Linked DNA regions of Homo sapiens: region 2 is linked to region 1. Evidence: chromatin loops called from intact Hi-C (ENCODE). Cell type or tissue: OCI-LY7. All regions are shown on one strand. Links, peaks and the distances in the headings refer to the core of each region. The heading gives the core; the rest is flanking DNA. Region 1 overlaps ABCG1 (ATP binding cassette subfamily G member 1). Region 2 has its middle 31 kb from the start of ABCG1.

Evidence for each region. Peaks named below come from ENCODE experiments on the same cell type or tissue, not always from the same donor. Only the 100,000 strongest peaks of a DNase experiment are listed, where the experiment ranks them.
Region 2: a loop joins it to region 1, with 4 times the contacts of the local background. A loop is called at or near these places in 14 of 110 quality-filtered maps.

What each region holds. Positions count from the first base shown.
Region 1 is chr21:42,249,083-42,264,878 of GRCh38, reverse strand. The region is part of intron 2 of ABCG1 (ATP binding cassette subfamily G member 1); the gene reads right to left. Among named protein-coding and RNA genes, the nearest start is that of ABCG1, 38 kb to the right of the region's middle. RefSeq lists an enhancer at 3,271-3,771. In OCI-LY7, for the core only: CTCF peaks have their summits at 5,877, 6,093 (motif pointing right) and 8,877 (motif pointing left); DNase peaks (open chromatin) are centred at 6,118 and 9,658; H3K4me3 peaks cover 1,194 bases; H3K27ac peaks cover 2,064 bases.
Region 2 is chr21:42,179,995-42,195,790 of GRCh38, reverse strand. No RefSeq gene overlaps it. Among named protein-coding and RNA genes, the nearest start is that of ABCG1, 31 kb to the left of the region's middle. RefSeq lists enhancers at 2,289-2,789, 7,155-7,314, 7,455-7,694. In OCI-LY7, for the core only: no CTCF peak of the experiment used is centred there; DNase peaks (open chromatin) are centred at 6,510, 6,930 and 7,360; H3K4me3 peaks cover 2,509 bases; H3K27ac peaks cover 4,257 bases.

The DNA of each region.
Region 1 (15,796 bases), core at 3,004-11,003:
CAACCCTCCCCATGCACGTGCCCCCAGTCAAGACCCTGGAGAGCTCCCCAGAGCACACCAACCAGCACCCCAAACAGCGCTCCTCTATCTCTTCTCTCCTGGTCCTCCCCCTTTCCCCATGTGGCCATCTCTCCCCCACCTCCTTCCCTCTCTCCTCTGTCTCCCTCTCTCTCCTCTCTGTCTCTCCTCCTCTCTCTCTTTCTCTCCACCTTCTCTCTCTTGCCCTTCACCTTTCCTTTGCCAGCATCCTCTGAGAAGTAGGAACCTCACCTTTCCATCTCTAAACATTCGGCCCTGGCCCAGTGTAGATACTCAAGTGTCGCTGAATGGATGGATGAATGGATGAATGGATGAACAGATGGATGAATGGATGAATGGATGAATGGATGGATGGATGGACAGATGGATGAATAGATGAATGAATGGATGGATAGATTGACGGATGGATGGATGGACAGATGGATGGAAGGATGGATGGATGGATGGACAGAGGGACAGACAGATGGATGGATGAACAGATGTTTAAAAACCACGCAGATGAAGCATTTAGTAATGTTTAAAATTAAGTGAATACTAAAGAGTTTCCTGAGTTATCCCCTCCTTCAGAATGAGCCACTTTTAGAACATTAGAGATTCAGAGACAGCCTGTGCAGACATCCCGAATTCCGGTGATCATGAGTATAAGGAGATAACGCTGGAATGAAGCTGCTCCTCCTAAAGGCCAGCTGGCCAACCCCAAACCAGGCACCCCAGATGAGCAGGGCATCCGACAGCCGCCATGTGACGCACGTCTTCTTCTGCTTCCAGCTCTGTCACTGCCCTGGAGGCCCTGAGAATGTCAGCTCCATGAGGACGTGAGCAAGACCAGCTTCTTGATTATCATGCCCCGCGAACCTGGAATGGAGCCTGCACAATGGTTACTGGAAGGAAATGTTCGTGGCACTCACAAGACAGGAAGGGCTCTTGGCACAAATGAACCTTGAGCAACATCCCGTCTCAGGCAACGCCGTGGCCTTGTCGTCTCTTCCCACACCTCCCTTCTGACAGGACAGACCCCTTTGGGACCAGAGCCATCAGGCAATGCCCAGAGGCCACTGCAGGCCCAGCCGCCTGGCCCCTCCCCACAGTCTAACGGCAGGATCAACCTACTTCAGGCATTTTTACGGGGTTGCTGGCTCCGTCTGTCTTGTGTTACATAAGCACAAACCCCTCCCCAAGTGGGCGAGACAGAAGTCATCAGGAAACCCGTAGACAATGGCCATGGAAATGTGCCTGTTGTGTTCACTTCTGAGTAATTACATTTTGCTGTAAATGTCGCTGAGGTGTAGAAAACACAGAGAAGTGCGCAGACCATAAATACACAGCTTCACATGCTTTTCCAGATCGAACACACCAGGGTCCCAGCCCCCAGATCAGAACTGGGACATGGCCCACTCCTAGGAGCTCCCTCACGTCCCCTTCCTGTCGCTTCAGGGCTAACTACTTTTAAATCTAAAGTAAACCCCCAAAGGTGTTGATTTTTAAACAAAGAAATACAACTTTTCCAAAACAAACAATAAAAAAGACGGTTTCCTCCCTTGGAAATGAAGGCAACATTCCTTTGCCCATGGAAAAGTCAAGGCACCTTTCTGAGATGGAGATTACCCCCCAGTAATCCCATGAGCCCTGTTAGCTGCTGTGGCTGGGCTATACCACTTGCCAGACAGCCCCTGGAACAAGGTGGTTCCGGTCTAGAAGGAATTTCAGGAAGGCACTGAATGTTTACATTTCCTACATTAGCTAACAGTGCTTTGCAAAGAGAACCGAGACCTGTCAACTGTCAACACCTAGGAAGAGTCGGGGGACACGGCAGCATCGCTCGGGGCTAGGAGAGTTTTCCTCACTCTGTAGAAATGTGCCCTTGAAGGAGGCACAGGCAGGGCCAGCCCAGTCCCCTGGCAGAGGCCATGAGTCACAGAACGGGCCTCACCAGGCCAGAGCTCACTGGGGTGGGCACCGCGCCAGCCTTGCTCCTGTCACTCCGCTTAGGCCTCACAGCAAGCGACTACTGTGTTCTTCTCCATCTTTTACAGGTGACATACAAGAGCTTGGAGAGGGTTAATGACCTGCTCAAGGTCACACGGTAGGTCAGCAGAGGATCCAAGATTCCAACCCCTTCTGCCAAACCCGGAGGCGGCTCTTGCACCCGGGGCCAAGAGTGCCTTTGCCAGGCCCCGCAGAGCGGTTCCCAGCCGTTCCCCTCCTCCCTCCCTCCTCCTCCGAGTGGGCATATTCCCATTGAATCAATACAGTCAGCTCAATCCAGAATTGTGCATTTAGTCTGATATCGCATGAAATATTGAACAGAGGATCAGAAGGAATTTCAAGCCTTTCCCCTCATAAAGAAGAAACCCCGTGGGTCACCTAAGGCTAAGAATACCACCCAGGTGTGGGCAGGGTAGCTGGCAGCGCTGATGCAGTGAGATGCTCTGAAATCTACGGCCGTAAGAATTCCTATGCCCATTCAAAGAGATCTTCACTTGTGCAACTGACCTTTACCTTTCAATTTATTTTTCATTCCACAAAACATCCTCAGAAAAAAGAAGAATTCTTGCCAGGATGTGGGAAGGTCTCCTGTCCCTTACGGAGGACTCAAGCCCTGTTTACATGAAGGACTCCTTGCAGCCTCTGCTAGGAAGTATGCTTCCCCAAGCCAAATGCATGCTCCCTAAGGCTTCGTGTGAGAAAAACCTCTCCTACTACCTGCCCAGCAACCAAGGGATCTGAGCCCCTTGGGAACCATTAACCCCCCAGTCCTGGTTACCTGCAGAACATAATAAGCAAGTGACTAGCTCACTCAGGTTTCATTGAACGAGTTGCAGTTTGGAAAGGGGCCGGCTGCTTCTCGAGAGACCCTGGGGAAGATCGGTCATTGGGTTTTGTTTCCCAGCAGCACCAACAAAGGCGTGTTGTCCACCTGCACTGGGCTGGGCTGGGACCAGGTGAAGTGGGCACCCGCAGAGAATCAGGGCCTTGTTTTGTGGTTGTCCAAATGTCAAATGTTACTCTGATAGCTCAGCGTTCTGACCTCTCCGTGAGTTAAGTACGCCATAAACATAAATGTGGATAAACAGCAGGGACAAGAGGCCATCCTGTGTTTATGGAGCTCCGCGGCCGAGGTTGCAGCGTGTTTCACCATCCTTGTCTTGTTCACTCACCCGCCAGCTTCCCGAGGGGGCCGGGCCAGGCAGGACATTCCTCTTCCAAGCCAGAGCGAGGCAATGCGTCTCCTCACAAGCGGGCAGTCCCCGATACACAGAGGGACTCTCGCTCGGGGTTTCAGTGGAGAGAGGGGGTGGGGAGCTGCCCAAGCTTCCCCCAGGCCCCTGTGGATTCTGTGCCCCTTCGACCAGGCCAGGGAGTCTGCGATGGAGTTTGCTATCCTGCTTGTCTGTTTTCTCAGGAGTCATCCTTTCTCATGGGAGAAGATGCCATGCAGACAGTACTGTTCCCACCGGCCGCTCCCGTCACCCCACATCCAGGAGGTCAGCTTTCCAACCGCAAACATCAAAACACTGTCACCCTGGCCTGAGCACAGCAGGGTATCTGAAATCCCCTCACAAATGCCTCCGTTTAGTAAACTTGCAGCCAGCAGGACTCCAGAGCTGCCTGGGTGGGGCGGGAGAGGGGGGGTGGTGGAGAGGGGGAAGGAGGACAAGAGCACCCGCCCCCACCTCACCGTACTAGAAGAAGAAAGAGGGTAGAAAACGGGAGAGAGGGGCCGGGTACGGTGACTCATGCCTGTAATCCCAGCACTTTGGGAGGCCGAGGCGGGTGGATCACAAGGTCAGGAGATCGAGACCATCCTGGCTAACATGGTGAAACCCTGTCTCTACTAAAAATACAAAAAATTAGCCGGGTGTGGTGGCTGGCGCCTGTAGTCCCAGCTACTCAGGAGGCTGAGGCAGGAGAATCGCTTGAACGAGGGAGGCGGAGGAGGTTGCAGTGAGCTGAGATGGTGCCACTGCACTCCAGCCTGGCAGAGCGAGACTCCGTCTCAAAAAAAAAAAGAAAATGGGAGAGAGGGAGGCACACAGCTGTGGGGCTGTGGGGAAAAGTGGGTAGCTCATGGGGGAACAGAGGTGGGGTTTGCTTTCTGGGTCCTTGTTCAGTTTCTGGGATGCCTCTATTTTCCTTCCTTCCTGCTAAGGGATATTTTCCTCTCCTTGGCTCCTTGGCAGGAGCTGCTTGGGGCTGAGTGCAAAGACTGAGAGGGGAAGTAAGAAGTCCATCCTGCTGCACTGTCACCTCTAATGCCACCAGTTGGTGTGCGTTTGGTGGAGGGGGTCACTGGGGAGTTGGGGCCCTTCCATGCGGCTCCTCTCCTCCCTAAATAACATGGTTTTAGATATTCTGGTGAGCTCTTTTGAAAATCTTTTCAACTTCAAAAGAACCCAAACAAAATCCTGCAGAGGGAACCCTGGGGAGGGAGACTCTGCCACACTCAGGCTCCCCGGCTTGTGTTTCACAGGTGATGAGCCCCTGGCAGGAGCAGCAGCGTCATGGGTCTCAGCATCTCAGGCCCCCTCGAGAGGAGCCCTGGCCCCAGCCGGGCCACCATTCGGCTCCGTGGTGGAAGCTGGGTCCTAGAAATGCTTGCCGCCCAATGCCACCTGCAGGGTTGAAGTGAGCATCTACTCTGAATGCCTTTAGGGCCACGTGACCAGCTTCACCCGAGAAGCAACACAACTCATCCTCACCTTCCTCCATGGGATCGCCAGGAAACCCCCAACCATAGGCCCTTCCTGCCCCATGAGCTGCTGACAAGACTTTGCCACTGATAGCGACCACCCCCAGGTGATGGGGCCCTCCCTGGACTTGGACTGACCACGTGCAGGATGCCGCACTGGCCTGAAGAAACCAGGAGGGAAGGGGAAGAGCAAGCCAACACCACCGTCCAACCCACAGCTGCTGAGCTTCAGGGCCGCTCAAGCCTGGGGGCCTTCTTTCTCCCGCTGTGCTCCTTTGCCATTGGCCTCTCTCTCCCCTGCTCTTTTCCTTTCTTCCATCCAAAGGGAGGAGGGAATGGGCTAATGAGAAAACACCCCACCTCTGCCTCTTCCTAAACCATGACCTGTGGCAAGTGGCAAATCTGTGAGCTGCTTTCCCTCAAGTATACTCCCATCACCGAGTAACTGTGTGGATTACATGCACGTGCGAATGCCCACTGGTTTGCAAACACGTGGCTCTAGCAACCTTGTCAGTTTTTATCAAATGAGTGACAGTTAGGAAACAAGGTAATGGCCAGCTCCGCAGAGGCAATGCCACTCGATTTGCCTCCATAGCCTGAGGGCCCACATGATGACTCCAGCCAGCCAGCCTCAGTCAATGCACCTTGAGTGGACGGTTGGATGGGGGCATGATGACAATGCTTGAGCCCTGTAGGCCAGACATCGGCACCCTTTTTCCCTGAAGAGCTGAATCACAGACATTTTCGATTTTGCAGGACACGCAGTCTGTCACAAACACTGAGCTCTCCAGTTTAGCAGAAGCTAAAGCTGCCACCTGTACATGCACGGCTGTGGCTACTGCAACAAAACTTCACTTACAAACTCAGGCAGAGCACAGATCTGGTCTCCAGGCTGTGCTTTGCTGACTCTGCTCCAGAACTTTGGAGCTGAGCCCAGCACCAGCGACATCTGGGAACGCAATGTCGTCTCTCTCACACCAAGACATGTCTCCCAGGCAGGGGCCTTTGCAAGGTGGAAGAAAATCCAGCTAAGGCTGGGGATGCACCCTGTGTTCTTGGGGGAAAACAGGGTATGAGAACAGGACAACTGAGGCAGGTCTGAGAGAAAGGCAAGCTTGGATCACCACCAGGAACAAGGGAAAGCACTGGCTATGCCCTCAAGGAGCTCCGAATCCTACGGTTCTCCAGAATTCTGGAGTGAACGACTCAAACTCCCCTCACATGAGAAGGTTGATTTGTCAGCTGATAAAGAAAGTTCTGGAGCAGCTCCCTCCTGGGTGCTTCTAGACAGCCACTGTGCCCTCCTAATTAGGGAACAAAGCTGCTGCTGGGGGCACCACTCAGAGCTGCAGCTTTCAGAGCCACCTGCAGGGGGCAGCCCTCATCCCGAGTCTTACAGCAGCTGCCAGCAGGCGCCCTACTCCCCTGAGAGGCAGAGGAAGGCTGACCTCGGCTGTTCTCTAGTAGAATGCTCTAGAGGAGGATTAATGGAGGGATGGATGGAGGGATGGATGGAGAGGCTGATAGAGTGGATGGAGATATGGGTGTTTCCAAAATTCAACCGGATACACAGGGAACATGTTCAAGGCAACCCCCAGTTGCAAATCCCAGAGTGAGTTTCAGGAGTGCAGCACTGGGGACTCAGGGTGTGGTGAACTCTGGATGGAGAGAGGGATGCATTGAGGGATGGAGGAAGGGATGGAGGAAGATATGGAGGGAGGGATGGGGGGGATATGGAAGGTGGGATGGAGGGAAGGATGGAGGGAGAGATGGAAAGAGGGATGGAGGGAGGAATAGAGGGAGGGATGGAGGAGGGATAGAGGAAGACATGAAGGGAGGGATGGAGAGAGAAATAGATGGAGAGATAAAGGGAGGGATGGGTGGAGGGAAGAATTAATGGAGGAACAGATGGAGGGATGGTTGGAGAGGCTTATGGAGTGGGTGGGGAAATGGGAGGAAGGATGGATGGAGTAAATGAAGGGATGAGTGGAGGGATGAGTGGAGGGGAGGATTAATGGAGGGATGGATGGAGAGGCTGATGGAGTGGATGGGGAAAAGTGTGGAAGGATGGATGGAGTGGATGAAGAGGTGAGTTGAGGGATGAGTGGAGGGATGGATGGAGAGGCTGATGGAGTGGATGGGGAAATGGGAGGAAGGATGGATGGAGTAAATGAAGGGATGAGTGGAGGGATGGATGGAGAGGCTGATGGAGTGGATGGGAAAATGGGAGGAAGGATGGATGGAGTAAATGAAGGGATGAGTGGAGGGATGAATGGAGGGGAGGATTAATGGAGTGATGGATGGAGGGAAGGATCTTCATGAAGCCTCAGTCTGTTCCTGAAGAACGCCTTTTCTAGCATGGGCCTCGCGGTGCAGGGAGACCTCTTGGGACTGTGTATGCAGTTCAGTGGCCAGTGTAAGCACATATGCAAGTATGACATTCTTCTTTGCCACACATTTCAACACATTCTGATTTCTGGAATATTTCATCCACTGTGGAAGGCAGTAAGCATTGTTGGAATGTGGCCAAAGTGAGGAGGCTGGCTGGAGTCTGGAGCTCTCAGTACGGTCCTTCCCCAGGGTCACCGCCACGCCCTACACAGCTGTCTCAGCAACATGCTTTAGGACAAGAACGCTTCAGGTGGAAGGGGGATGGCCCCCAGCACGTCCACTCCCACTGCCAAATGAGCTCCAAGTACGTCCTGCTAACACTGTTTGTAGTCACCAGTCCTGTATCTGTATGATAGCACCGGGCAATGGAAGAATAACTCAGGCCAGATGCTGCAGAGGCTGCGGGTGCCATGGATATTCTACATAGACTCCAGCCCAGCTGGGTTCCCAAAAAGCTGCCTGCAAATTGATTGACTGGAATCTCCTGGGGAGTTTGAGAAACGCTTCTGAAGGAATTGGCCTGGGGCATGACCCAGGAGATTCCAGTGGGCCCTGAAATTTCCAAATCGGCTCTAGATTCGGCCTCTAATTAGCCGTGTGACCTTGGGCAAGTTCCTTGAGTTTTTAAAATTTGTTTTCTTCATCTGGTAATGGGCATGAAATGAGTACTTAACCTTAAGGGTGTCTGTGAAGACCAAACAAGAGAATGTGTTCGAAATGCCTCACATTGAGCCCGGCATATAGAAAATGGTTAATAAACACTGGCTGCTGCTGGAGTTGCAATTACAGACAAAACATCACAACAAAATGCATGCTGGAAAGTGCAAGCAATGTGAGAAGGACGGCAAGAGGGGTCTCTCTTCATTTCCGGGAGTGACAGCTGCGCTGACATAGCCACGTGAATTAAGAATCCTGACTGGGTCCTGGAGCCTGGGGAGGGCATGAGCTCCCACCAAGGAGAGTGGACCTAAGGCTTCACATTGCAGACCCAGTTCCTTAAGCTCGTGATCATTTCTGAAGAGCCAGAGCCTATTCCTGCAATGCTCCCAGATCCCTCTGAATGCAGAGAAGCCATCAGTCTCTGGGAGGAGCAGAAAGGGCTGCCTGGTGGGAACCCTGTCCCCAGCACTCTGAGAGCTGACCTGTGCCTGTAAAAACTGTGAGAACTGCTTTCTCTTCATGGGTCAGTGTCCCAGAGAATGCAGATGGGATATTTGTTGTGACATTATTTCTCATCACCCAGGCACGCAGGTGACCTGGAGCCACAGCCATCTGTAGCCAGTACACCCAGCCAGGGTGTGGATACTCTGCGGCCTCTGGATACTCTGACAGGAAGGTGTGAGTAGGGACCAGACACCACAGTCTGGCCAAGAGAATGGCGGTACAGACAGACCAACCTCTCCTGACCATGTCCCGGAGCCCCAGCAGAGAGGGCCCACCCTCTGTAGACTCCGGGCAAAAGTTGGAAGACCACCTCCTGGCGGGAGGGCAGGCAGGTAAGTGTTCTGTCTGTTGCACTGCTAGCATCTTTCTTGTATGGGAAACCACTTATGAGGTTTAATCTGCCTAAATGATCGCAGCAGCCCTAAAAGGGAGGTATATCACGCCCAGGTTTCACAAGACAGGGAGAGGCTTGGGAAGGTCACGGGCCTCACCCAGAGACCCTTGGAAAGAAAGGGTGCACACCTGGATCCAAGTCAAGGCACCTGACTCCCAGTGGCTCCCCCTAATGGCTGCTACTGCTCTAGGGGCTCCCTGGCTCCAGCTGGTTCACTCTGGGGGACACAAAGAGATGTCCTAGAAAACAAAGTGGACATTTGTCCAATAACAAAAGTTCCCAAAGACTACACTATCAACCATAGCCCCATTCTCTGCAGAACTCACCAGTTAAGAAGGAGAAGGCTCAGGGTGCTGTTCCCCAGGAGCCCGAGAGGCCACGGCAGGAGAACTGGAGAGATTTTCATTGAAAGTCGGGCCACATCCCCTCTAAACAGGTGAGGGGCTTGAGCATGGATTAAAGGGAAAGTCAACACAAACAAAACCAGGAGAAACAATGAGTTTGGGCTCTGAGAGCTGCTCTGTGATTTCTGTGAAAACATCCCAGCCCTAAGTGGGGAAGAGAAGAGCTCACAGCTGAAATTCTAACTGGCGTTTCAGCCTCCTCGTGCGCTCCTTCTGCCTATTACAACTGAAGGGGCCCTCAGTGAGTGCGTCTGCCCTGTACACACAGTGTGCACACACAGGCCATGATACACACCCATGCCATGCACACACCATGTGCACACAGGCACACGCGCATGCACACACACCCACACATGGACATGTGTGCACTCACACCATGCACTCAGACACACATCACATACACGTCTACCCATATACACACATGTGCATCATGTGCACACACACCATGTACACACAATCATGCGTGCACAGACACACCATGTACACACTATCATATGTAGGCACAGACACACCATGTACATACATCCTGTGTGCACACACACGCCCCCTGCACACCGCGCCCCACTGGCTGACTAGTTCATCAGATCACTAGCAACGGGGCCCTGCCCCTGCGCAGGTACTGAAATATAACTGGAAATCATTTACATCTGCCTGTCAGGCATGAAGCATTTTCCATCCCTGCGGTATTTTTATACTTCTAAAAGCAGAACTGGTCTTTTTCCAGGCTTCTAAACCTGGCTGGAACAATTAAGAATAAAATCCTTCCCATTATTTAAATTATGCCAATAGCACCAATAAGGTTGCCAAATGATCTCCAAGTCTCACATCAACTTCAATCTGAAAACTACACAGCAGGACCCAGTTTCCCCACCCAAAGCCGTGATTTTTCTTTGGATGCCAACATTGATGGGATGAGCCCAGCTGCGCTACACTCCCTCCCCTCCCCCTCGCTCCCCATTCATCTCAGCCCAGAGCTGAAAGGGGCTTCTGCTCAGAACGGGCTGTCTTGTTCTCCCAGACCCCTCTTCCTCCCTCCCCAAGAGAAAGCTCAAGGCAGAAAGGACAGAAATCCATATTCTATGACATCCAGTGACATTTCCTTTTTACTCTACTTGTTTCTTCCCCCTAATGCCTAAGGGCCTTCTCATCGACCGCCTCCATTTTCGTGATCATGTGGCAAAGCCACGCGCTGATCAATCCTCTTGCTTTTTGCACCTTCTGAAACAGGAAGGGGGCTTTTGTGCCAACAAGAAGAACAGGAAGAAGGTCTGGGAAGTTGGGCTTAATAACATCAAAATGGATCTCAAAACACACGTGAGGGATTCTAAGTCACAGGGGGCAAGAACTGCTCATAAAATGAAGACAGTATCATTTGCCCACTAGTGTGCAAAGGACAGGCCACCCCTCCCTACCACCCCTCAGTGAGTGTGGGGCAGGAAGCCCACTCTGGCGCCAGGAGAACAGCTGATTTAATTTGTCAGACTATGAAAATCTGCCGCTGGATTTCGAACGGATGCTGTGCTCTGAAGTCCACTGGATGACAGGCAAAGCTGCAAGCATCTATGTGGTTTCTCCAAGCATGACTTTAATGGCCTTAACATGGTCACCCGGCCACAGCCAAGGATTGTTTTCTTGTGTCATCCGGTTCTGGGGTCTCCCTCACATTCAGCATTCCCCATCCATACTTCTGTCCATTTCTCCATCCCTCCACTGCCCCCAGTCCCTTTCCTCCACCAGCCTCCTCATCTCATGGGTTTCATCCCTGCGCCTAACTCTAAGCAGCACCAGCAGCTGTCTCCTTCCTGCCTGCTTAGATCAGATATTTTGAACTGTGCTATGCACAGCTCAGCATCCCACAAGTGATGGGGAATAGTCACATCAATAAATATCGTGCAAAGGGAGTAGTTACATCAATAAATATCACCAAAATGATGTTCAGTCTCCCTTAGGCACCCCAAGGAGGCACTCAGACCCCAAGGAGGCACACACGACCTCCTCACTTCCCTATAATCCCAACAATAACAGCTGGCAGGTCCATCGATCTCACCCCCAGTCCTACAGAGGGTCCCCTGATGCTCCTTCAAAGCCAAGTTACCCTGCAGACAAGGGGCACAGTGGCACGGTGACGTCAGGGTTATCTCAGTGGAGTCCCTCACGTGCGGTTTCCCTTTAGGGTTCCCTAGGAAACAGAGTGGCATGGGGGTCATACCAGGCCTTCCAAGACCCTCGCTCTCTAGGAGGGGCTGCTTGCCTGGGGGTCCAATGGCATCGTGACTGCCTCTGCCAGATGGGTCTGGCCAAATGAAGGCATTTCTCCATACCAAGACCCAAAGCAGCTCTTGACAGAGGCTTCAGGGGAGAAGCAGAACCCACATGATGGAATGCACATTCTTCTGTACCTTCCTAAATTGTACCAAGTGGGGTCCCAGCTTTCCCCCAAACCACATGATGGCTGGGATGATCCTTCCCCCACAGCGGTGCCGGCTCATCTCTGGTCTGCTTCTCTGATCTGCTCTGGGCATCTGCCTTAGTTGGAGCTGCTGCTGACCTGGTCTTTATGTTTCTGCCCTTTACCCCAGCTCTGCCAACTTCCGGCATCTCCAGCTGAAAGGATCCTCCCTGGATGCAGGGCCAGGCAGGTGCAATCCCTGGGAACAGCCTTTGTCCCACCAGCTCCTCCAAGGCTAGCATCTGGATCTTAGACACCTCGCCCACTGCATCCTGAAGCTCTGACCATGACCCTCCCTGTGTGCTAATGCGGCATCCAGGCGTGCCGAGACTGGGAAGGCGAGTCTCTCCTGCCAGGTGCTCTGCAGAACACATAGGTGGCAGCTGCTGCCATGAAACTTCTTCCCACTGCTATCCTCAAGCAGCAGCTTCCCCAGCACCAGAACCTCACTCGCCCCAACACCACCTGGGCGGGGATGATGTCAGGGAGGAGGGCTTCCCTCTGATGGCTTTCCTAAACCTGCTGCCAATGGGGGTTAAAATCCAAGTGGGGAAACCTTAAAACGCCAAACCCAAGAGGTGGTTGCTCGGAAAGTAGGAGGGAAAGCCAGGCAATGGGAGGGTGATCCCCAAGCTGCAGTCACCGGGCCAGGAAGGTGCCCCTTGTCCTTCCAAGCACCTTTTCTGTGATTAAAGGTTTATTTGGGACACATCTCCAAGCTGAATGACATCAGAGTCACCCCCGCTAAAGAAAAATCATAGTCCAACACCAACCAGAGACCATCCAAAGCAGCCATGGCTGAGTCTCAAACAGGACAACGAAAGAAGTGTCCCTAACCTGCCCCAGCTGCCCGGCGGCCCTGGCTTTGTGTTTCTCTGTGCTCTCAGGCATCCCAGCCCCACACACTGGCTCGCACTTGGCCCGTCCACACACAGACATTAAGGAGCTGGGTTCTGCTTAATGACAGCGATTATCGCTGCTCTAATATATCAAATTACTATCCTCCCAAACCCAAATTCAAACTCTGAAAGAAAAAGGAAAAACAAGCAGAAATCCAGCACAGGCACAATGGTAGGCACAGGGAGATTTGGAAAGCTTCCAGAAGCAGGAGTTGGCTGGCAACCACGAGGTCTTATTGCTCTCCCTGAACATTTACATTGCTGAGATTTCTGGAAAGAATGACAGCCAACAGCTCCTTCTTGTCCGGGCAATGGCACAGATGCTCTCATCAAACCCTTGCCCCCGTGCATGGCCACATCCAAGAAGCATTGCGGGGAGAGCTTCAGAATCAGCGGTTCCGTTTCCACAGCTGGGGTTTCCAGCAACCCAATGGCATGGTCAGGGTGGCTGCCAAGCAGAGGGATGCCTCTGAACTCAGCTTCCTGAGCTTCCCTGGTCCTTTCAGATTCGACGGACACGGAGATGATGCCACATGCAAGCCTTGGGCCTCGGCTCTGTGCTTGTCTTGTAAAGTAAAGCAAGGACTTTGGGCCTGCACATGACTTGGGAGGCCCTCCCATGCCCAAGGCCAGTGCTGGCGTGGCCTGCCTGGGAAGAGTAGGGGCTCCAGTGGGATTCTGAGTCTCCCAGCTCTCTCTGGGTGGGCCCCCACTGTCTCCCTCTAGGACCGACTGTGCCTAGGCCTGGGGTTCAAGGCCTTCTTTCCACAATTGGGCCCTTCCAGACACGTTTCCCATTCCCCCCGCCTCGCCTCCACTTCCCCCACACCAGGCTGGTCTGGTCAGGGTCTCCCAAACATGCGTTGGCCGCTGCCATTCATCCCATTGAAAAGGACCACCCTATCATCCCAACCTTGTCCTGCCCGCTCATCGAGCCAGTTTTGTGGCCCCAAGAAGCAAGTAAACTTCACACGGTGGCTGGCCACAGCTCTAATCCTACATCGAGTCCTTATTCATCTTCAGACTTAAGACAACTTAGTGTATCTCGCTGAGCCTCTGTTATCTCATTTGTAAACTGAGGTAACAACACGTACCTCCTTCCACCTGGTGCTGCTGGGGAGACAAAATGAGATCAGGACTGTGAAGCATTTGCCACCCGGTTGGGCCTCCATGAATACAGGTCCTCCCTTTCCTGCCCAAACCTAAAGCAAACCTCCTTCCTCCAAGCACTTGTTCAATTTGCAGACTCATCATTTTACCATCAGGAGAGTCAAAACAGTAGGGCCTGGAGGCAAACTAGTCAGGTCTGAATCCCACTTCCCTCCTGGGTAGGTCACCGACCGACCGTGGGCCTCTGTATTCCAGAGGAGATAGTGACAGCCCTAGCTCCTCACAGGGTATGGTCAGGCAAGTTCATGTCTGCTGGGCGCTGAGCTGTCCCTGTGTTCGTTTCTGTTGTTGCCTTTGTGTTGTGATCCCTGCCGTTCCTGCCAGCAATACCACTTAGTGCTGCTGTTGCTTCCCTTCATGTGTCTGGTGGGTCTCTCCCAAGCCGATCCCTGCGGGGTCTGGGGGCCACCTTCCTATACCCCGCACACACCCCTTGTTGGGCTCCTGACCCTGCCTCCATGCCAGCAGCACAGCATGCCAGGGAGGAAAGGGGTAAGTGCAAGAGAGACAAAGCACGTTTGTGTTATGTTCCCATCAGTGAAAATGAGACTCAGGAATGGCCCACATGGAGGGTACCGCGGGAGAGACCCTGACCTCACACAGGCAAGTTCTGTCCACTGGCGCTCACTGTGTGTGTGACCCAAAGAACTAAAATCTCAATGACCATGAGCGGCCACCAGAGGAGGCCTGCAGGGAGGCTCATGGGTGGCCCCTGACTCATTCCCTGGGAGGTCCCAGCCCTGTTTTCAGGGCTCTCTTCCAACAGGCTAGCTGGACTGTGCTCCTCCACGTTTGGGCACCACTGCATGCGGCTGCCTATCTCTGGGAGCCTGGAGTCCCCCTCCATGCAGGATGCCCAGAGCACCCACGGGAAACCAAAGACCACTGAGGCATGGGGCAGGGAATGGGAAGTGAACTGGGTTTGGATCTGGCTTCCACCCCCTCTATAATGCCTTCAAAATAAGACTGGAAGCACCAAAGTCCCCAAAGAGCTGGGTCCACTCTGCTTGTCCCCTGGGAACATGGCTTCAATGGGATGTGCCACCCCAGGAGAAGGTCAACACGCGCAGCTAGAAACCCTCAGTTCCTCCTCCAGTCTTCATCTCTCCTCCTGTCCCCAAGAGTCCTCAGTGGTTTAGACTTAGAATCCTTTAAACGCCCCCTCCCCCTGCACCCCCATATGTGTTCACACGTGACCCAAGACACACAACACACGGGCACCTTCCTCACCCAGTGAGGACTCTTCATCCCCCTCTCACTTTTTTTTTTTTTTTGAGATGGAATCTCACTCTGTCACCCAGGCTGGAGTGCAGTGGCGCCATCTCGGCTGACTGCAACCTCCGCCTCCCAGGTTCAAGTGATTCTCCTGCCTCAGCCTCCCAAGTAGCTGGGACTACAGGCGTGCACCACCATGCCTGGCTAATTTTTGTATTTTTAGTAGAGATGGGATTTCATCATGCTGGCCAGGCTGGTCTCAAACTCCTGACCCTGGTGATCTGCCTGCCTCAGCCTCCCAAAGTGCCGGGATTACAGGTGTGAGCCACTGCGCCTGGCCCTCCCTCTCACTTCTTTACAGCTCCATACCGTCTTTTTACTTTTTTGATTTCAAACTGCCTTACATTTACAAAATGATGATGCTGATGATGGCAATAGCTGATGCTTATATAGATCTACTATGCCGCAGGGCACGATTCTAAGCTTTCGCATACATTAACTCACTTAATTCTCAACACAGAACTCATTTAATTCTCACCAGAACCCTGCAAGGTCCATATTTCAATACACCCAGATGAGAAAACTGAGGCACCAGAGACCTAAAATAACCTTCCCCAAGAACCATAGCTAGTAAGCAGAAGTGAAACCGACCAGAAACAGAACTTAAACTGAGTGGTCTGGCTCCGGAGTCCACACACAATATGACACTTACTTTCTGTGCAGATCACTTGCTTGTGAGATGTGAGGAAGAAAAATAAATGAATAAATCAATGAAAAATAAATGTGCCCACGAGCCAGCCAGGCGGTAATCTCAGCAACACACCCCAGGCCCGGCGCCCCTCCCTCATCCCAGTCCCCTGCCTTCACCAGATGTCCCCACTCTCTTGAATGGTATTACATCCTTGTTTTTCTCTATCTTGCACCACGTTCGTATTTATCCTTTAACAATTTTGGTGACTTTTGAATGTTTTGAAGTTTTTA
Region 2 (15,796 bases), core at 4,034-12,033, 70 kb after region 1:
CTTTTCTTCTGTTTTTAGCATATTTACAAGCATTACTTCCCAGTCTTTGGCTGCTCACTTCCTTCTCTGGAGCATGGCCCCTGAACACACAGCTGTTTCCAGAGGGGAGGAGGTGAGGCTGGCCTCCCACAGCTGCGCTGCCTCTCACCCACAGCCTGCTGCTGGGGTCAGCTTTGTCTTCCCACGTGTGCATCATTTCTTAGGGTCCCCAGCATGCCATTTCCAGGAACCAGGCCAGGAGCTGAATGTTGCAACCCGTCTATAATAACAGCAATGCAATCACCCAAACAGTGGTGAGGTCACCGGCCTGTGACTGACAGTCAGGGGGTGCCTTTCCTTTTCCACAAACGACTTGGGAACCTGTCTTGGGCAAATCAGGTCTACACATAAAAATTGTTTTCATCATTTTCTTGAATCAGCCCATCCACATCCAGCAGGACACGCCCTTCAGCCACTGCTCTCTGGCCACCTACCTCTGGGTGCACTTGGATTTCTCAGCTCCCCCCATAAGAAGTTGTGACTCCCCCACCCCCAGCTCTCCTGAGGGGCCTGAGCCCCTCAGAGGAGAGCAGAACCCACTTCTGAGACAGCACCTTTCCTGCAGCCTGAGATCAGTGCGGCTCCCTTAGCTGCTGGCATTGTCTGCAGGCATCTCCATGAAGCCCATCATCGGTGTCATCCGCCCATGCTCCTGCAGCGCCTGCCCTTGGCTGGCTCCTGTGGCTTCTCCAGCCGGGGCAGCTGAGGCTGCCAGCGCCTCTAACGAGTGCCTCGGGTGGGAAAGGCCTGAGTGTGGGGCTGCCTGGGGGTGATCAGTGCCTCCAGCCACATTAACTCGTTTTAGGTGTGCTTGATTCACTCCTGAGAGGTGGAGGGCCAAACACTGAGGGTCTCTGTTCTCTATTCAAGCCACTGTCCTTTCCTGTGTGGCAGCTGAGTGTGATGATGGGGCATTCCCAGCACCTGTGAGCCCAGCCACAGCATCACAGACGTGGGGAGCGGAGGGATGTCCCTTCCTTCCCTTTGCTCCATTGCCTCAGGCATTGGGATGATGGCACGTGCCTCTCCAGCCCCAGGTATGCAGTGTCCTTCTTCTCAAATCCACCTCCTGTTCCCCTGCAGGGACCTGGCCCAGGGGGTCTCCAGCTCCCGGAATCCCTCCCCGCAGCCCTTTCCCGATGATCTAACTCCATGCCCCACCTCCTGCCTATGGCAAGGCCCACAGCCTGGGATCCCTCAGAGATTCTGATGGGGTGAGACTGGGCATCTTCCCAGGCGATTCAAGTCTGCCTCCCAGACAGAGAACACCTGAAACTGAATGTGTGCAAGAATCATCCAGAGTTTGCCCAACACACTGGCCACATTCTGACTCAATAGGTCTGAAACTGCACATTTTGTTTTTTATTTATTTATTTATTTTTTGAGATGGAGGGCCGCTCTGTCGCCCAGGCTGGAGTGCAGTGGTGTGATCTCAGCTCACTGCAACCTCCGTCTCCTGGGTTCAAGCAATTCTTCTGCCTCAGCCTCCCCAGTAGCTGGGACTACAGATGCCTGCCACCACGCCCAGCTAATTTTTTGTATTTTTAGTACAGACAGGATTTCACCATGTTAACCAGGATGGTCTCGATCTCCTGACCTCATGATCCACCTGCCTCAGCCTCCCAAAGTGCTGGGATTACAGGCATGAGCCACTGCCCCCGGCCGAGGCTGCACATTTTGAACCAGCTCCTTGGGTCTAAGTGCCCACATCACTTCTGTATTCCTTCTTGAAAATGGTATCATCGTAACGTCAGCCCTGGCAGAGCGTGCCAACTCCCTCCCCATCTGTCATGAACACCTAACCCTCCAGCCCCACCCAGACTGGCCAGGCCTCCCTGCCTCTTGCACAGTGACTGAGTGTGATGCCATCACAGTTCTGAAGCCAGGCTGCCCTGTAGAATCACCTGGGGAGTGACTGTCACCCCTGACCCATAAGGCAGGAGCTTGGGGTGTGGGATCCAGGAAGAGGGGACTCCAGTGGGTGACCAGAGTTGAGAGCCATGCCTCGGGTCAGTCCTGAGCCACTGGAGGTGGCAACGCTGATGGTCAGTGTCCTCCGTCTCTTTCACAACGCTTTGCCAGTCCCCTTGCACACATACCTCAGGGGCTTTGCACCCCTGCTGCAAGGGGCCATCTGCTTTCCTAACCTGGTCTGCTGGTCTAAGCCCATCAGGCTGCCCTCACTGCCGGCCTCACCTGCTGGTGCAGTCTGAGGTCATTGCAGGCAGGATTTGTGTATGAGCTCAGGCCACGAGGACATGAGGATGAGGGTTTTGCTTTGTTTTTTCCTGATGAACCACAGGATAAGAAATGATTCACTCTGAAAAATACGCCGCAGACTATTTTCTTGCTCTGCTGAAAGCTCAACAGGTCTGAGAACCACAAAACAGCAAGGAGACTGTGGTGTGGAGACTGTGGCGTGGAGACTGTGGCGTGGTGGCTGGCTGGGATGATGACAGGCAAGGGAGTGGCTTACCCGCGGGGGCTTCACCCTGCTGGAGCACCCTGGGCCATGCTGGGAAGGGCAGGAGCTGTGTCTCTGAGGGCCCCCCTGGAGCCTCCTGCGGGGACCTCCTCTGGTCACCACCCCTCTGCATCTTTGGTGTCCTTGAGCTCAGTCATCCTCTCCTTACCTTTCAGAACCTGCTCTTGGCATCTGAGACCAGCTGTTTGGCCCTCGCTCCTCTCAGGGGCGTTTGTATTCAAGCTGTGCTGTGTGCTGTGGAACTGTGTTCTGCCATTTAAAGCCATTCTGGCAGCAGTGGAGGAAGCTGTCTAATGGGGGGTGGGGTGGTGTCAGCTACGAGTCCTGGAGGAAACATGGTCCTTTCCATGTAAAGAACTTGATGAATAAAGAATAACGAAGATAATGAAGTTAATGACAATTAGCGTTTTTAGCATTAAAGATGTCATTCTCCAAAGCAGTCTTTTTTAAACCACTGAGTTGCTTTTTCTAGTCCTCCTGGAGTCTATATTCTAGAATATTCTGGGCAGGAGCCAGGGAGAAAGCCCAGGAGAGAGCAGGGTAACTGCAAATGCCTTCGGTGGGCAGGGCAGGCTGAAGCTGGGAAAGGGAGAGCTTGAGATGTGGGGGATTTTTCTTCTTAATAAAAATAAGGAGGGGTTTGAAGAAGGACCCTGTGGGGAGTCTAGCAAATCTACACCGGCTTGACGCACCTGTCCTTTTCAATTCACAGAAAGAGCTGCCCTGATCGCTGACTCTGGCCCACTTCCAAAAAGAGAAACTGGAAAGGTGTTAAAAAAAAAAAAAGGGAGAAGGGTTTGGGAATAGGAACACGAAGAAGGAAGCCAGGGGAATTGGATTTGACCGTAGGCAGGCAGAGGGGGTGGTGTGGGAACAGGGAAAACAGGTCACAAATTGTCACACATGGTGGTTTCTGTACAATAGGTGTGGGGAGAAGGTGCGTGAGGGAAGAAGGGGACAGCCAGGTCCAAAGACAGCGAACACAGGGCCCAGTGCTTCACTGCTTTGCCCTGAGGCCGGCTGTGCTGCCCTTCCATATTCTGATCTTTGGAGAACCTGCCCAGGCAGTGTGATTTAGTGAGCGGGAGTGGCTATGAACCACATTGACACGTGGCTACGAGCCACAGTGATGTGTGAAGGCACGCCTGGAATGTATGCCCCTCTGTTTTACTGGACAGTGCAGGCGAATTTGTCTGCAAGAACAATGACCCATTTTAGATATAGCCCCTAGTGGGAACCCCTCTCCTGGGAGCTTATACTTGGAGAGAACTGGGCTCCTTCATGATTTCATTTGTAAACTTGGGAGGGCTTGAGACGAATGCAGACTGGCCGCACCTGCTTCCTCAAAGATTTTCACTTTCTGCACTGCCGTTGGCCTTGTCATGTTAACAAATGTCTCAGGCTCCGGTGGCCGATGAGTTCTGGGATGTACGCTGCTGTTGGCAGTGGGATGTTTATTGTGTGTTTTCTACAGAGAAGCAGCTGCTAGGATGAGGCCTGTCCACAGCAGGCCAGGTAAGCATGAGCTGGGACAGAAAATGAAATAGCGCCGTCAAAACTAACATAGAAAGTCACGTTGGGGCAGAGCATTTTGCTCCCCAACACGGGAAGAGGGCTCCTAAGAGGTTCCCAACTGTCAGCGGCAGAATCTTACAGCCACAACACCTATTAAATAATTGCAGGATGTGGAAAATGGAAAAACCACATAAAAATATCTCATGTAGCTGGAGTTGAAAGGCATATGTGTGTAGTAGGCTGCCATTTGATAGAAATCACAGACTGTTGTTGACCAAATCTCAAATCTGCTCACCAAGACAGTCCAGGTGCTGCCCACATAGCTGGGACAGTCCCAGTGGCTGCAGGAAAACCGAAAGGCCATTTGTGCCTCATGGGAGCCGAGAGGACAGAAAAGCAAAGCTAGTCAGTGCCTCCCCAGGGTTCAGAGGGTTTCAAAGGCAGTAAGTTGGACAGCTCGGGGTCTAGATGAATGCTCCTCCTCAGTGTGCTGTGAACCTCCCACAGTCACCGCTGGATGTGGACAGCTGTTCCCTACCTTCAGGTCTCCAGCTGATGGCAGGGGGTCTGGGGATGGAAAGCGGAGCTGAGTGGAGTGGGTTGCACAAGGTGGCATGGAACACCTGGTGTATGGGGCCACAGAAAGCTCACCTGCTACCTGGAACCCATGAGATCCTGAGCTCCTCAGGACAGTGGGCAGGGCCCTTCCAGCAGAGCAGAGCCAGAGGCGGCCAGGGACTAACAGTGTGATTCCGTTTCAGCCTTCCTGGCTCCTGGCTGCGCTCTTTAAAAGTCAGACTGGGGGCCCTGTGTACAAATGTGCCCTGATAGCAAAGGTTTTGTCTTTAGAAACCATCGAAATCTTAACTTAAAAATTTCGAATATTCAGATCTCTTTATAAAACCTGATGGAGCACTGGAGACAGGATCTTTAAAGTTGCTGGGGCTAAAAGCCCACCTCCCCCTCAGCCGCAGCTCTGCAGCGGGTGCCCCAGCAGCTTGCGGCAGGCGCCACTGTCCACTTCTCTGGTCTGTAGGCAGCGCACACCATCCCGTGTTGGCAGTCCCAGGCGAGCCAGTGCTTTCGTGGGCTTATTGTTCAGCAGTGAGAATGCATTTTCCCATCTGTGCAAGGGTGAGGTTCCCAGGCCAGTCCATAAAAGCCTGTTTTTGTTTCATTTGTAAATAGATTGCCTCACTGTAATTCCTCATGGTACCAAACTGTAGGACTCAGTATAGAGAGCTCTGCAACACTGTGGGTGTTGGAAAAATATTCCAAATTTGGCCCCTGGCCTCCAGGGCTATAGGCTTGGTCTTCCCTTCACACAAGATCTCTGGAAGCCCACATGCCACAGCCACACAGGTGCTGAGGAATCCACTGGGATCCAGGCGGGGTTTTGTGCAGGGGCAAGTATGGCCCAGCATCACCTACAGGGTGGTTCTTGGCCAGGGGGACAACCCCAGGGCCGAGGAGGTGAGATGGAGATGACAGGATATTGGTTAACACAGTCATTTCTGAGGGTTGAGACTTGAGAGCTCCGATGGCTTCTAAACTGTGTAGCAAGGGCTGATGAAGCGAACACCAATAGAGCTCCCGTCAGCACAAAGTATCTCACCTGAGGAGGAGGCCATTCGGGTTCATCTTACATGCCCAGTCCGATCTGCCAGTACGGCTGTCACTGCCTTAATTCCTGTGGAGCCAAGCCCACACTCAGCGGGGCCTGAGGCTCTGATTGTTTAGTGATGTCTGCCACGGAACGGGGCAGGGACACTGTGCTGGGAATTTGCCAACCCTGGCCACATCTTCACTGGGAAAGTCAGTACCTGCCATACTTTTAGAATTCCCCATGGAAAAATGTGCTCTTAAATGCAAGCTGACACTGGGGTCATTTTCAGAAGTCCATACCAGAAGCATTATTTGTCAAGGATTCTACAATTGGGCACATAAATCTAAAAATGTTCTATGCCAAATGGCATCTATGCAATGTCAGGGAAAAAGCAGGCAGTCATGTTCTGGGGAAAAGGTTTTGTTTTCTGTACACAAAATTAAGTCTAGTCTAGAGAGCTGAAATCACTAGTTTTAAAAAGTTGAATGTTTCCCACTTCCGTGTCCAGAAAAACTTAGCTACAAAGTATATTTACAGCCACTGTATATTGCACTTGAGTTGCTTCTGCAATTTTATGTTGCCATACTTCATAACTCTTCAAAGTTGTATAGACACTAATATATTTTGGGACATTAAATAATATATTGTCAACTGATTTACAACATAATTTAAAAGATGTATTATAACTGAAATGTAACAATTCAATCATTCTTTTCTTTTTTTTTTTGAGATGGAGTTTCACTCCTGTCACCCAGACTGGAGTGCAGTGGCACAATCTCAGCTCACTGCAACCTCCACCTACTGGGTTCAAGCAATTCTCCTGCCTCAGACTCCCAAGTGGCTGGAACTGCAGGTGTGCGCTGCCACGCCTGGCTGATTTTTTGTATTTTTAGCAGAGATGGGGTTCCGCCATATTGGCTAGGCTGGTCTCGAACTTCTAACCTCAGGTGATCCGCCCGCCTCAGCCTCCCAAAGTACTGGGATTACAGGCGTGAGCCACTGCGCCCAGCCCAATCATTGTCAATTTAAAGTGTTTTTCATTCATAACTGTCCCCTAAAATGATAGGTGTCAGTGAGTCTGGGAACTTCTCCATAAGCAGTTATTGAAGGGCAAACAAATGATTAAAGCTCTCAAGGGGAGTTTCCTGGGAATTCTAGGATAGCAGAGGATCTTGGCTGACTGCGATATTCGTGCCACCCCATTGCAAGAGTGTGCACCATGGCACAGCTCATATCAGAGGCTGAGACAGGGAACTGTTGTCCCGGAAGCATTCACAGGGCTTGCAACCTGCTTCCCAGCAGATGCAAGTGTTGGGCCTGGAGCTCGTGTGGGAAGGACTGACTTCTGAACCCACAAACATCAACTTTCCACTGAAATCCACTGCAAAATGTCCATGCCTCTTAAATTGAAAAAAAAATCTTTTTAGCAACATAACTGAGCTCAACCAATATGAAGCAACCATATGTAGGACATCTTTTTGAATGAAGGAAGGAATGAATCAATGATGAACAGATAGATAAAGAGATAGATAGATGATAGATACATAGATAGGTAGGCAGAGAGAGAGAGATGATAGATTTCTAAATGAGTAAATGCCTTGCCCAGCCCCCTTCTCCCTGGGCTATGTCTGACTTCCGCTCGTGGTTTCCATCTTAGCCCACAGCCAAAGCTCTTCCTGGTTGCTCAGTCTTAGAGCCAACTTCTTAACTACTGGCTGTCTCGCTGTTGCAGCCTAGGCTGTGTGACTTGATCACAGGAAATACACTGGTTTCTCTTTCTGGCTGAGTTGTTGCTAACACTCCTGCAGCCCTTCTCTAACTGCAGAAGAGAAGGAGACAGTCGGCGAGGCCTCCACAAACTAAAAGCCTAGCAGTTCCAGACTGTGGGTGGTGGACAGTTTCATACTTTCTCCCAAGCAGATGTCTGTAAACTGCTTCCATTATTATGAAAGCAGTAACTACCTGTTACCAAGTGACTGCCCCGCGCTCAGCACTTTACTCTCAGCGCAGCCTAGCACTGTGGGGATTATTTAGGGTGGCTTTGCCAGGACTGGGAAGGAGGGGAGAGGAGTTCCTGGAAAGTGGGAATTTCAGTGCTAAAACCAGGACAAGTTGGTCCCTCCAAAGTGATTCCCATTTTCCAGGTGAGGTAACTGAGGCACAGAGGAGCCCCTGGCTTGTCTAGGGCACACAGCCAGTGGGGCAGCTGACTTCTGACCTCGTTTACTCTGATTCTAGGGCCTGTGCTAGGAAGCATGGACTTCCTCCTGCATGTTCGTATCCACATAGAACGGTCCAGTTGTCTTTCTCAATGGTCCAGACACAAGCTTTCGGGCCCTGGGTGAACCCTGAAAGACATAAGGAATAGACATGAGCTGCAGCGTTCAGCCCCCCTGTGGGGTACCCACCTGCCCCTGCTGGGGTACATACAATCTGAGTCAGCTGCCCCCACCAAAGGATGCCTCCCAATCTCCCCCAGCTCTCACCTCTACACCAGGCCTCCCCTCCATGAGCACGACCCTCACCCTGCTCAAACTCCTGCACCTCCTCTGACTCAGGGTACTGCCCTGTCCATGCCAGAATAGAACCCTATCCTGCTCAGCCCACCTCATGACTTTAGGACCAAATTATTCAGAAAACAAAAAGAAGCGGAAGATCTCTTTCGAAAAAATAGGATAAATTATAACAAAATAAAGATATATGAAACAATGCTTCTAGCCTTTTTCACTCCCAATGCACGTATCAGATACTTAAAAATTGGGTGTATTTCTGCTATGGACTCCCAAAATCCACGTGCTGAACCCCTGATTTCCAATGTGGTGGTATTTGGAGGTGCTGCATTGGGGAGGAGATAAGGTCACGAGGGTGGGGCTCTCATGTTTGGATTGGTGCCCTATACAAAGAGAGAGACACCAGCATGTTCATGCTCTCTCAACCCTAACCATGGGAGACACAGCAAGAAGTCTTCTGTTGGCCAGTCACGAAGAGGGCCCCCACCAGACCCTGACCCTGCCACCACCCTGATCTCACACTTCCCAGGCTCTGGAACTGGGAGCCTGTTGCTTTTGAGCCACCCAGTCCCCATGGCGGCCTAAGCTGACTGAGACAGAAAGTGGCCCTGAGGAGTGGGATGCTGCTGTAACCAAGAACCACAAATATGGATGCAGCTTTGGAGCTTGGTGATGAGTGGAGGCTGGAAGAGTTTGGGGGTCCATGCTAGAAAAAGCTGAGATAGCTGTGAAGGAAGCACTAAAGTCAATTTGCTGAGGGCTCAGAAAGGGGAGAGGAGAGCTGGAGGGAAAGCATTCATCATCTCAGAGGACACACAGACAACCATGAGCAGAATGCTGGTAGGAATACCAAAGGCCATGTGGGTGAGGTCTCAGGGGGAAATGAGAAACATGGCGTGGGACAGCAGAGGAAAGGTGATCTTTGTTATAAAGTAGCAAAAAACTGGGCTGACATGTGTTCCTGTTCTAGTGTTTTGTGGAAGGTGAAACTTGTAAAAGATGAAATGGGATCTTTAGCTGGGAATATTTCCAAGCAAAGTCGTGAAGGAGTGGCTTGGTTCCTCCTGACTGCTTATAGTGAAATGTGAGAAAAGATAATGGATTGAAGAAAGAATTGCTAAGCAAAACAGAACTAGAACTTAAAGATTTGGAAAAATCTCAGCCTATCTATGTTGTAAAAAATGAGAAGCCATGTTCAGAAGAGAACACTAAGGCTGTGGCCTCCAGAACTGTAAGAAATAAATTTCTGTTGTTTAAGCCACCCACTGTATGCTGTTGTGTTATAGCATCCTGTATTAATCCGTTTTCATGCTGCTGATAAAGACATACGTGAGACTGGGCAATTTACAAAAGAAAGAGGTTTAATGAACTTACATATGGCTGGGAAGGCCTCACAATCATGGTGGAAGGCGAAAGGCACGTCTCACATGGCGGCAGACAAGAGAAGAGAGCTTGTGCAGGGAAACTCTCCTTTTTAAAACCATCAGATATCGTGAAACTTATTCACTATCATGAGAACAACATGGGAAAGACCTACCCCCATGATTCAACTACCTCCGATTGGGTCCCTCCCACAACACGTGGGAATTCAAGATGAGATGTGGGTGGGGACACAGCCAAACCCTATCATACCCCAAGCAGACCAAAACAACATCCTTCCATAACTTCCTCTGATCATAACACATAAGTAATTGTGAGTGTGTGTGTGTCTGTGTGTGTGCATTATTTATGTGAGGTAGTTTTCCTTTTAAATCACTATGGAATTGTACTAATCATGTTACCTTTTCCATATCTTGAAAGCATTCCATGGCCATATATGCAGATCGTACCCATTATTTTATTAGCCACATCATCTTTCCTTGAATTGTAAGTGCCATAATTTATTCAGCTATTCTCTGATGTAGGAACATGAAATTTGCTTCCTTTTTTTTCTGCTAATACTGTTACTGGCATAATTTTCCTGCTAATACTAATACTGGCAACTCTAGCTTTGTCTTTTGTGTGCATGTTCTAGAAATGGTCAATAATATATTCTTCTCTATTAGTCATGGTTTTTCCTTAACTAGTAGTTTGTTTTTAAGAAATTGACAGTTTTACCTTATTTTTTCCTCTTATATTTGAAACAACTTGGGCTTATTTGTTTTTGAATGACCATGTTTTTTATCCCTGGCTGTCCTAAGATACTGAGATACTTGCATCTTTTTTTTTTTTTTTTTTTTTTTTTTTTTTAGACAGAGTCTTGCTCTGTCTCCCAGGCTGTAGTGCAGTGGCGCGATCTCAGCTCACTGCAAGCTCCACCTCCCGGGTTCACGCCATTCTCCTGCCTCAGCCTCCTGAGTAGCTGGGGCTACAGGCACCCACCACCATGCCTGGCTAATTTTTTTGCATTTTTAGTAGAGACGGGGTTTCACCGTGTTAGCCAGGATGGTCTCGATCTCCTGACCTCGTGATCTGCCCGTCTCGGCCTCCCAAAGTGCTGGGATTATAGGCGTGAGCCACCACACCCGGCCATACTCACATCTTAACAGATCTTAACAGGAGAGTAGCTTCCCGTATTGCTAAGGAACTATTCTGACCGATATAAGGGGAGAGTGAGGCCTCATCAACCTGGAAAGCCAAAAAGCCACGGCTTTAAGCAGTGGTATACTGATCCACACTGAACAATCAGATTTGGGGGTTCAAAATAACTCCCTGGCTTGTAGAGTTTGCCAAATTCCATGGTGTCAATGCTCCTACCACTGACCAATTAAAAGTGCCCAATATGACTTCCCTGGACACATCAGGAAGAGAGGTGCAGCTGCACCCTGTCGTGGAGTATTTCCACCATCAACAACCTCCGGAACTGACAGAATAAAATGGGATAACATAACTAGGAATTGATAAGGTTTGAGGATTGAGGATTTAGTACTCTTGGTTTTAAAATAATTCAATTTTGGACCAAGAGTGGGTTTAACGATTGGTCCCTACTGGCCAGTGGAGGCCACTGCCAGCTCCACTGGCGCCAAGTCCCTGCAGTTTCACTGGAGCCATCACCTCTTCCTCCTTTTCTTCCCCCACGGCCAAACGCACACCAATGACACTGTGAGGCTTACCAGAGCAACGAAATATTCCACCCAAGGAATTCCTCACTTCTGGGCACAGAAATTGCTTATGGTTTAAAAAAAAACTATTTCCCAGTCTTCTAACCATTAAGGTTTTAAAAAAACATGAGGCTCAATTGTCCAGTGGGTCCCAGGTATGTTAACTCAGGGAGCTCCTCTTCATTTTTCTATACAGACACCCACACCCCATGCCATGCACACAGACTACACACACCACACACATGCCCCATATATACACCACACACACACCCCACACATATACACCACACACACAAACCACACACACACCACACATACCCAAACACACATTCACCCCATGCACACCACACACACAGGCACATACACACACCACACATATACACCACACACCACACACACACCACACATACACACCACACACCACTCACACCATACACACACAACACACACATACCCAAACACACATTCACTACACGCACACCACACAGATGTGTGCACACACGCCACACACATCACACATACAAACGACACACACCACACCACACACCTCACACACATCACACAAACCACACACCACACACACAAACCACATACACCACACACCTCACACACATACCGTGCCACACCACATCATATACCACACACAACACATACAACACAAAACACCTACCTCACACACACACACCATAAACACACACCACACCACACACCTCACACACACACCACCACACATGCCACACAACACACACACTACACACACCACACCACACATCTCAGACACACACCACATCACACTACACCACACACCTCACACACACAACCACACACCTCATACACATACCACACACATATCACATATACATATACCACATACCACACACACACACACAACACCATACATCACACACACCATACCACACACACACACATGCACACAGTGTACCACACACCATACATCACACACACCACACACCACATCCACACACCGGACCACACACCATACAGACACTACATACACACTACATGCACACCACACATCACACACCACACATCTCCCATACATACACCACACCACACACCAGACATATACCACACAAACACACCACACACACACCCCACCACATACACACACTACACACACCGCACAGACACACTTACACCACACACACACATATATTTTTCCCTCTTCTAATAAACCATTGGCTTTGAATAGCTTATCTACTAAGCAGTCTCAGAATAGTTTGTATGTTTTTACACTTGTCTGCCTAATTTGTTTAATGTCATGAAGTCCCCTGCCAGAGTGATGTGTGCCCTGAGAGTCGGGCCGGCAGGCCTGGATTCCAGCCCTCATCCCTCAGCTGACCAGTCCCTGATGCTGTGCAGTCACACCACCTCTCCAGACCTCTTCACGAATAGGCAGGGTGGTGTGGGGACATGGTGCTGCCTCAAACATAAAACCTAGAAGAACAAATCCATACCCAAAGCCAGGTTTGGGATGCCCATGGCTGAGGATGGCTGGCTGGGCTCTGGGGCTGGAGGCAGGTGCTGGAGGGTCAGGAGTGAGGTGGGGATGGAGACAGCTCCCTGCTTAAAGCAGGGCAGGGGTCAGGCCAGCCCTGCTGGTGAAAGTGACTGAGAAAAAGCTGCTGCTGCCGCTGGCTGGGCTGGGCTGGGCTAGGGCTCCTTGGCCAAGGACACTGTGGGCAAGGGAGGGGATGGGTTTCACAGATGGCAGTGCTGAGACTCTGCTAGACAAGCCCCAGCCCCTAGGGAGAAGGAGGCTGGCCCAGGTGAGCCTTGGGATGGGAGGGAGCTGGCAGAGAGGGGGCCCAGAGCTGCTCCTTGGTTGGGGGACAAAAAAACAGAAACTCAAGTTCTCATGCAACATGAGCTTGCAAACCACAATTCTAAAACACATGGAGACGTCTAACAATCCACTGGCTTTGAATACCTTACTAAGCCTTCATAATAGTTTGTTTAAGTTTTTACAGTTGTCTGCCTAATTTGTGAGGCTTTCAAAGCTCCCCCCACTTTTTTTTGAGATGGAGTCTCATTCTATCACCCAGCTTGGAGTGCAGTGGAGTGATCTCAGCTCACTGCAACCTCCACTTCCTGGGTTCAAGCAATTCTCCTGCCTCAGCCTCCTGAGTAGCTGGGACTACATGTGCGTGTCACCACGCCCAGCTAATTTTTTGTATTTTTAGTAGAGACAGGATTTCACCATGTTGGCCAGGCTGGTCTCGAACTCCTGGCCTCAAGTGATCTGCCCACCTCAGCCTCCCAAAGTGCTGGGATTACAGGCGTGAGCCACTGCACCTGGCCTTTCAAAGCCTTTTTTAATGCCATGGAGTCACATAACTGAGTGAAGAGCTATCTGAAAACCAGGGCCAGCAGACCTGGATTCCAGCCCAAATGACCGATCCCCAAAACTAGCATTGGAAACATTAGAAGCATGCATTCACATCAAATAGAATTAATTTTATAGGACATTCTGGCGGAAATACTGAAGAAATTATTCAAATGTAAAAGAAGCAGAAGAAATTATTAAACAAAGAAAAAAGATATAAAAAGAGAATCACATTAAAAATTTTGAAAATGAAGGGTAGAATAATTGAAGTTTAAAACAAACCTTATACCTGGCAAAAAAAAGTAAAAAGAAGGAATTAATATAGGTAAAAGTAGAAGTCCCTGAGTTAGAAATCAGACATAGGTAGAATGGATGAATGGTCTGGTTCTTTGAAAAACATCTCCAAGAGAGAAAATTCAAAAGCCAACTTAGTTCTTTAAAAACAGGTTTAAAATACAAAAGTTGGTTTTCTGCTGATTCTTGAAGCTGCATCATTGTAGTTTGTTACACGAAGCTCTCTATTTTATGTTTAGACATTTCCATATAAAAAACTAAAAAGAGAGAAGAGAAATAGCAAGAAAACATTAACCAAAGAATACATGTAAATATCAGAAAAATAAATGTAAGGCAAAACCATGAGCAATAAATAGAGTGTCAGTACTCAATGACAAAGCTTCAGTTCACCAGGACAGTAAAACAAACATGTCTGTAGACAGGAGAGGGCCTTTCCCCAGCTCTCATCCTCACTGTCTCATGGCTTTTCCTAGGAATGTCAATTCCCAAGTACTTCTGGCCTGCCCTGCCTTCCGTATTTCCAGAAATGCCTTCTAACACAGAGATGCAGTCACTGCTAGTTGCGAGTTATACAGAACATCCCAAAATGACAGAGCCCCAGAGACATAGGTGACACCAGCCGCATCTGTGACATGAGAGAACACAGGCATGTTTCAGGCACAAGCAGAACATTTACAAAAATTTACCTAATTCCAGGACACAGAGCAAAACCCAAAAAATGTTAAAAATTTGGTTTCATGAACATTTTATTATTTATCCACAATTAATAATTAAACACAAAAGATAACTGGGGAGAGGGAGCACATGTTTAGGAATTAATAAATACACTAACTCACTCATGGGTCAAAAAAGAAACTATGTTGAAGTTAGAAAATAATACAAAAATTAACTCAAGATGGATTAAAGACTTAAATGTAAAACCTAAAACCATAAAAACCCTAGAAGAAAACCTAGGCATTACTATTCAGGACATAGGCATGGGCAAGGACTTCATGTCTAAAACACCAAAAGCAATGGCAACAAAAGCCAAAATTGACAAATGGGACCTAATTAAACTAAAGAGTTTCTGCACAGCAAAAGAAACTACCATCAGAGTGAACAGGCAACCTACAGAATGGGAGAAAATTTTTGCAATCTATCCATCTGACAAAGGTCTAATATCCAGAATCTACAAGGAACTTAAACAAATTTACAAGGAAAAAAAACCCCATCAAAAAGTGGGCAAAGGATATGAACAGACACTTCTCAAAAGAAGACATTTGTGCAGCCAACAAACATATGAAAAAAAGCTCATCATCACTGGTCATTGGAGAAATGCAAATCAAAACCACAATGAGATACCATCTCACGCCAGTCAGAATGTCAATTATTAAAAAGTCAGGAAACGATAGATGCTGGTGAGGCTGTGGAGAAATAGGAATGCTTTTATACTGTTGGTGGGAGTGTAAATTAGTTCGACCACTGTGGAAGACAGTGCGGCTATTCCTCAAGGATCTAGAACCAGAAATACCATTTGACCCAGCAATCCCATTACTGGGTATATACCCAAAGGATTATAAATCATTTTACTATGAAGACACATGCACACATATGTTTACTGCAGCACTATTTACAATAGCAAAGACTTGGAACCAACCCAAATGCCCATCAATGATAGACTGGATAAAGAAAATGTGGCACATATACACCATGGAATACTATGCAGCCATAAAAAAGAATGAGTTCATGTCCTTTGCAGGGACATAGATGAAGCTGGAAACCATCATTCTCAGCAAACTAACACAGGAACAGAAAACCAAACACTGCATGTTCTCACTCATAAGTGGGAGTTGAACAATGAGAACACATGGATACAGGGAGGGGAACATCACACACCGAGGCCTGTCGGGGCGTGGGGGGCAAGGGGAGGGAGAACATTAG